Regions from separate parts of the Homo sapiens genome. Here region 2 is linked to region 1. Evidence: chromatin loops called from intact Hi-C (ENCODE). Cell type or tissue: heart right ventricle. All regions are shown on one strand. Links, peaks and the distances in the headings refer to the core of each region. The heading gives the core; the rest is flanking DNA.

Region 1 (2,903 bases), core at 119-2,618:
TCAGAATAGCCATTTTGATGGAGGTGATTTCCCAGCAGGGGAAAGAAATAATTAAAACAGCATTACGGTGTCTCTTGCGGGATGCAGTGACATTCAAAAGCCACACTGACAAAAAGCCTGGGGCTGGAACGTTCTGTGCTGCCTGCATGGCATGTACAGGACCGCGGCCCCCTGGAGCTGGTGGAGTGGCCCAGCCTTGCCCTGCTCACAGGTGGACCTGGAGAGGGCACTGTGCCTTCCCAGGGATTGGGATTTGAAAAGAACAGAGCTTGGCCAGGTGCGGTGGCTCACGCCTGTAATCCCAGCACTTTGGGAGGCTGAGGCAGGTGGATCACTTGGGGTCAGAAGTTCGAGACCAGCCTGGCCAACATGGTGAAACCCCATGTCTACTAAAAATACAAAAATTAGCCATGCATGGTATGTATGCCTGTAATCCCAGCTATTCGGGAGGCTGAGGCAGGAGAATTGCATGAACCCAGGAGGTGGAAGTTGCAGTGAGCTGAGATCATGCCACTGCACTCCAGCCTGAGCAACAGAGTGAGACTCTGTCTCAAAAAAAAAAAAGAAAGAAAAAAGAAAAAGAAAAGAACAGAGCTGTGATTTTCAGCCAAAATGAGCAGCCCTGGCCCATTCTGTGTCATCAGAGGGGAGAGGACGGTTACTGTGGGAGGGGGCTTCAGCTTCTCAGGGAGGTCCTGGCGGCCCCCATCTAGTAAACCAGTAAACCCATGCCTATCCTCATGCCCACGTCACACTCTTGTGGGTTTCAAGTCGAACAGTAAAAGGAATCATAAGATCTGTGGGGAAGCTACATGGGCACTTGTGTTTCACAACAGGGACCCTTAAAGGCGATGTTTCCAGCAAAGGATGTGATTTTTTTTTTTTTTTTTTTTGAGATAAGTTCTCACTGCGTTGCCCAGGCTGGAGTGCAGTGGTCATTCACAGACACACACATAGCAGACTACAGACTACAGCCTTGAACTCCTGGGCTCAAGTGATCCACCCACTTCTGTATCCTGAGTCCCTGGAACGGCAGGTGCACACCACCGCACCCGGCTTGGATGTGATCTTTTGTCCACATTCTTTTCCAATTGGTTCAAAGGTGTAGGTGTGCCTTTTGCATACCTGGGAAGGGCCCCATTAGGCTCGACTCCTCATTTTTCTCCATTCACCATCAGTTTGAGTCTGAATTCATAGCATGGCCTGGACAGATGCAGCAAGGGGCCAGTTCCAAGGCAGAATTCAGGGTGAACTCGATTCCTATAGGCTTGGGATGAATGGCTGCTGGGACATGAGGCTTGGGTGTGAGATGCCCCGTCTGCTGCTGCTCTTGGTTCTTAGTTCAGAGAAATTCTGGGACCCTTCCTCCTCCCGGCACCACGTTTTCAGTGAATGGTTCTTTGAAGAGGAACCCTGGTCCATAGGAACTGAGTGAAAGCAAGGCCAAGTATGTCCACCCATGGGGACAAACGTCCCAGCACAAAGGGGTCTCAGGCCTGCAAGGCCCAAGTGGACGCTCGGACAAGGGCAGGAAGGTATTTGCTGATTCTCCTTCTCCATGTGACGTGTCTCTCAACCCACACCAGCTAGGGGAGCCTCCCGCAGCTTCAGTTCCCCTTTGACGCCCACACAGTGTTATGCAAGCACCGAGCCCAGAGTCCCGCTGGGCCGTGGTGTCCTAATTGTCTTGGTGACAAAGAGCAATTTTATTTTAAAGCAACTGAATCCTTTCCCCCTGTTTTGTGTGCCAGTATTTTACTGTCTTCTTAATTGTTTTAAGCAATGTTTACTTTGGATTTCTGGATGTTATATAAAAGCCACGAAAACCCTGGCCATGCTGTTTGTCAGGCCCACCTGGCTGAGTGCAGGAAGCAAGCGCTTTTCAGGAGCTCACTGCAACACCGGGCAAACACTTCTTCCGCCAGGGATGCGGTTAGGACAATGCCACGTGGCGTCACAGTATGCTGTTATTTATTCCAATAAAGACCTCGTGAGCATGGGCCTGTCCACCGTCTTTGTTTGGCTGCTGTTTTAATCTTTCATGCATTTAGCAGTCATGGATGGTGCCAGCGAAGGAACAGGTGCCAGGGCGTTGTGACTCCACCCAGCGCTGCTTCCCGGGACCTTCCAATTGGACAGGAGCTGGGGGAAGAGCTGGTTCACAGCCCTTTGTGGGGGATGGGACTTTGGGAACCCCAAACTTCTGCTGGGACCACAAGGAGAAGAGGGCAGCAGAGTCACAGCTGCAGGTGAGTAATAAAGGCTCATCTGCCCCTCTGCCTGGGTCCAGACCATACGTGCACAAAGCTAGCGGCCAGGAGCACAGGCTGCATGACACATGGAGGTGGTCTCCTTACTTTTCATGATGTGACGTCACTGGGCCTTGCATGCTGACCAGTAAGTGACCGCTGTTGACTCTGAAAGGCAAGGAACCCCTGTGTGGCGGAGATGGTGGCCTGCCCTCCGTGCTGGCCCTGCCATAAACTCTCCTTGGCACAGGTCATAGCAGGTTTCAGGTGCGTCGAATTTTACGAAATGATGATAAAATTGTGACTAGTCCAGGATGGGTAGCCTGGAGAGAAAGGCAACCACGCTATTAAAAAAAAATAAGCTAAAAATTATAAACTGTGGATGGAAGGAATCTGGGCTTTGGAGAAGTGCCTGGGTTTGTGTCCAGGTTTGTCACTGTGTGACCGTGACTGCGGGGAGCGAAGTAATCCACACCTTCCAGCTGAGGGTTCTGAGGGACAAATTCAACCTCCTTCTTTCAAAGTCAGCCATTGTCAGCAGAGAGGGAGGTTCTGCCCCTTGGGGGATCTTTGGCAATGTCTGGAGACAGTTTGGGTTCTGGGCAGGTAGCTGGTGGGGCCCGGGTTACAGCTTAACATCCCACAGTGCACGGG
Region 2 (2,903 bases), core at 165-2,664, 95 kb after region 1:
GGGCTGCGGAGATGCTTAAGGGAATTTTTATTTTGTCTTCAGCAAAATATCTTGATGGGCCACCTAGATGGATGGGGATGGGGAGTGGACGAGGCAGTGGGGTGTGTTTGTGTGTGTTTGTCGGAGGGCTTGTTGTTTGTTGGGGGGCTGTGTGTGTGTTGGGGGGTTGTGTGTGTGGGGCTGTGTGTGTGTTGGGCTGTGTGTGTGTCTGTTGGGGGCTCTGGTGTATGTGTGTGTTGGGGGCTTTGGGGTATGTGTGTGTGTGTGTGTGTGTGTGTGTGTGTTGGAGGGCTCTGGTGTGTATGTGTGTGTTGGAGGCTCTGGTGTGTGTGTTGGGGGGCCAGGGCACATTGTAGGTGCTCTGGGAGAGCCTCTCCCTGGCTGTTTGACTTTGGACACATGCTGTGGCCTCTCTGAGCCTGAGTTTCTGACAAAATGGCAAGAAAAACGCCACTGGCGAGGTGGTGCACAGGGGAAATGGCCGTGCTCTGCAAACTCCCTCATACCCCACTCAGCTCCACGCCCGTCAGCTCCCCTGGTCTCCAGGAAAAACCAAAATGAAGATCCTGCTTGAGGGCGATGAGAATTATTTTGTGCTTTATAGGGCGCCACATAATCTAAATAATGAAACATGGAACCTTTCTTTGCTTCAGAAAGAAGCTGGCGGGCATCCCAGCTATGTAAAAGGCAGGCAGTGGGGTGGGGATGACAAAGCTATTTGGTGCCAGCTATGCCCAGCGGCTTCTGGCAGACAGGACGGTGCCTGGTATGTTGTTGGAGCCCACGGATTGCACCTGGGATGGGGACGTGGGCACTGCAGGCAGGGGACATCGCAGGAGCGACAGGCAGAGGGCAGGGCACGCAGCCCACATCCGAGGCCAGGTCCCATGCCCCTCAGCTGTCCTGATCCTCTCGCGGCTTCCAGACCCCATTTGCCCTGGAGTTCTTCCTGCCACAGGTGGGAGCGCCTCCTCCCCAGGCCCATTGCAGTGGTCTCTCGGGGCATCTCAAACTCAAAACACTCCATGCTGCTGAGACCAAAGCCACAGCCGCCCCAAGGTCCCCATCTTGGAAAATCTCCCAGGCTACTCAGCCCAGGTTCCCAGACATCCTCCTTGGACCCCCACCTCCTTCTCAGCCCCCACCCCAGGCCCTGGCCAATCTCACGGACTCCACTCCCTGGTGCCGGCCCCTCCCCACCACCACCCTCAGCCAAGCCACAGACATGGCTGCAGCTCGTGGGAGAGCGGCAGCCTCTCTGGTAGACCCCCAGCTGCCTTCCCAAAGGCAAATGCGTCCTGTCACTCTCCTCGAGGGCACCCCTGTCCCTGGACCGAGAAGCCCACATCTTACCATGGCCCTGCACAGTCAGACCTACCTGCATCTCCCACCTGTCCCCTCCTGCGCTTCCTTCCTCCCCCACACTCATGCCACCTGGCTGCTCTTCTGATGGATTGATGTGCAGCTGTCTCTGCCTCAGTGCCTCTGCACGTGCTATTTCCAGTGCCCGGACCACTCCCCACTTCCTCCCCTGGTCTCTTCCAACTCCGACAGACTCATTCCTTTCCATCCTACAGATCCCAGCTGCCCAGAGAGGCAGGGCCAGGCCATGGAAGGCTGTGGATGCCCAGCTGAGGGCCTGTCCTTATCCTGCAGGCCCTCTGGGAGTCTCCGAAGGGCTGGGAGCCTCTGCAGAGACACGGCCGGAGGCTGCCCTGGCTTTGGGAGTGGGGTCAACAGGGAGCTGTGTTGGGGGACCTTTGGGGGCTTCCATTATTCACAACCCGCTTGTAGCCTTCCTTCCTGTCACTTTACCCTCCTGATGTTCGGTCACTTCTCAGGGAACTTAGGGCCTTTATACATCCCCATGGTAAAGGTTAATTTTTAATGCTGCTTTGGTAAATATTTGATGCCACTGCTTTAATGGGAGGAGGCATTAGACATTAAATGCCACAAAGTGCTCTGAGATGCTGTCCTTTTCATCGACAGCCTCTGTCCATAACTCCTCCTGCCTCCCGCTCTACGAAAATAAAGACTCTTTCTCCTTTGCCTCCTGCTATGAATTTTTCAAAGCGTTTTTCAAATCCCTTCTTGCCCCTGGTCAGCACCTCCATTAGCCAGATAGAAGGTCAAAGAGGTTTTAAGCTGAAAGATGACTTAGAAGGCGCAGTCCCTTCCCTCATTTTACACAAGGGGAAAGTGAGGCTGAGGAGGGACACGGCCTGCCTGAGGTTAAACAGCGAGGCTGTGGGTGAGGGAGTGGAACGAGGTGCCGGGACTCCCAGCCCAGGGTTCTGCTCTGCACCAGCACCCCCCAGAAGACTCAGTCCAGTGGAAACAGGCCACGGAGCTCTCTGACTGTGCTGCAAGTGGGCAGCAGGGAGAGGGTGTTTTAGAGGATGGGGAGAGGCCTCGGGAAGGAGCGTGACCTCAGCGACGTTTTGAGGAATGAGGAGGAGCTCGCCAAGGGGCTGGGGTGGGGAAACCTGTGAGGTGAATGGGTGTGGGTAAGCACCTGGGGGCAGGGATGGGGACTGATCCACTCTGTATCCCCAGTCCTGGCCTGGGGCCCAGCCTTGGCCCATGCTTTTTAATCCTTGTGAAATGAATATGTCCTTTGCCTCCAGGGCTGTGTGCACTGTGGCCTTGATCATCGGCTCTTGGTTCCATGGGCCCTGGCACCCTTGCATCTCTGTGCTTCCTTCATCCCGGGCTCCGACCTGACCAGCTTCCATGCATTCTGCACTCCTGGCCTGTCCCTGATGCTGGGGCTGCTTCCCCGACGTCCTTTCTACTGCCCGGGACAGTAAACATCCACAATACACACACGCACAGCATGCCACACAGACACCCACAATACACATAAACACACATACCATGCCACACAGATCCACACAATATCA

What was found. Hi-C counts contacts between places; a loop is a spot of excess contacts. Peaks named below come from ENCODE experiments on the same cell type or tissue, not always from the same donor. Only the 100,000 strongest peaks of a DNase experiment are listed, where the experiment ranks them.
Region 2: a loop joins it to region 1, with 23 times the contacts of the local background. A loop is called at or near these places in 2 of 110 quality-filtered maps.

Annotation. Positions count from the first base shown.
Region 1 is chr22:44,170,943-44,173,845 of GRCh38, forward strand. It overlaps PARVB (parvin beta), which reads left to right. Exons shown (of 13, transcript NM_013327.5): 13 at 1-1,997. It also overlaps a transcript of PARVG not described here. Among named protein-coding and RNA genes, the nearest start is that of PARVG, 8.5 kb to the right of the region's middle. RefSeq lists enhancers at 1,491-1,670, 1,681-1,730. In heart right ventricle, for the core only: no CTCF peak of the experiment used is centred there; DNase peaks (open chromatin) are centred at 1,609 and 1,946; H3K27ac peaks cover 408 bases.
Region 2 is chr22:44,266,276-44,269,178 of GRCh38, forward strand. All of the region lies in intron 4 of SHISAL1 (shisa like 1), which reads right to left. Among named protein-coding and RNA genes, the nearest start is that of SHISAL1, 45 kb to the right of the region's middle. In heart right ventricle, for the core only: no CTCF peak of the experiment used is centred there; no DNase peak of the experiment used is centred there.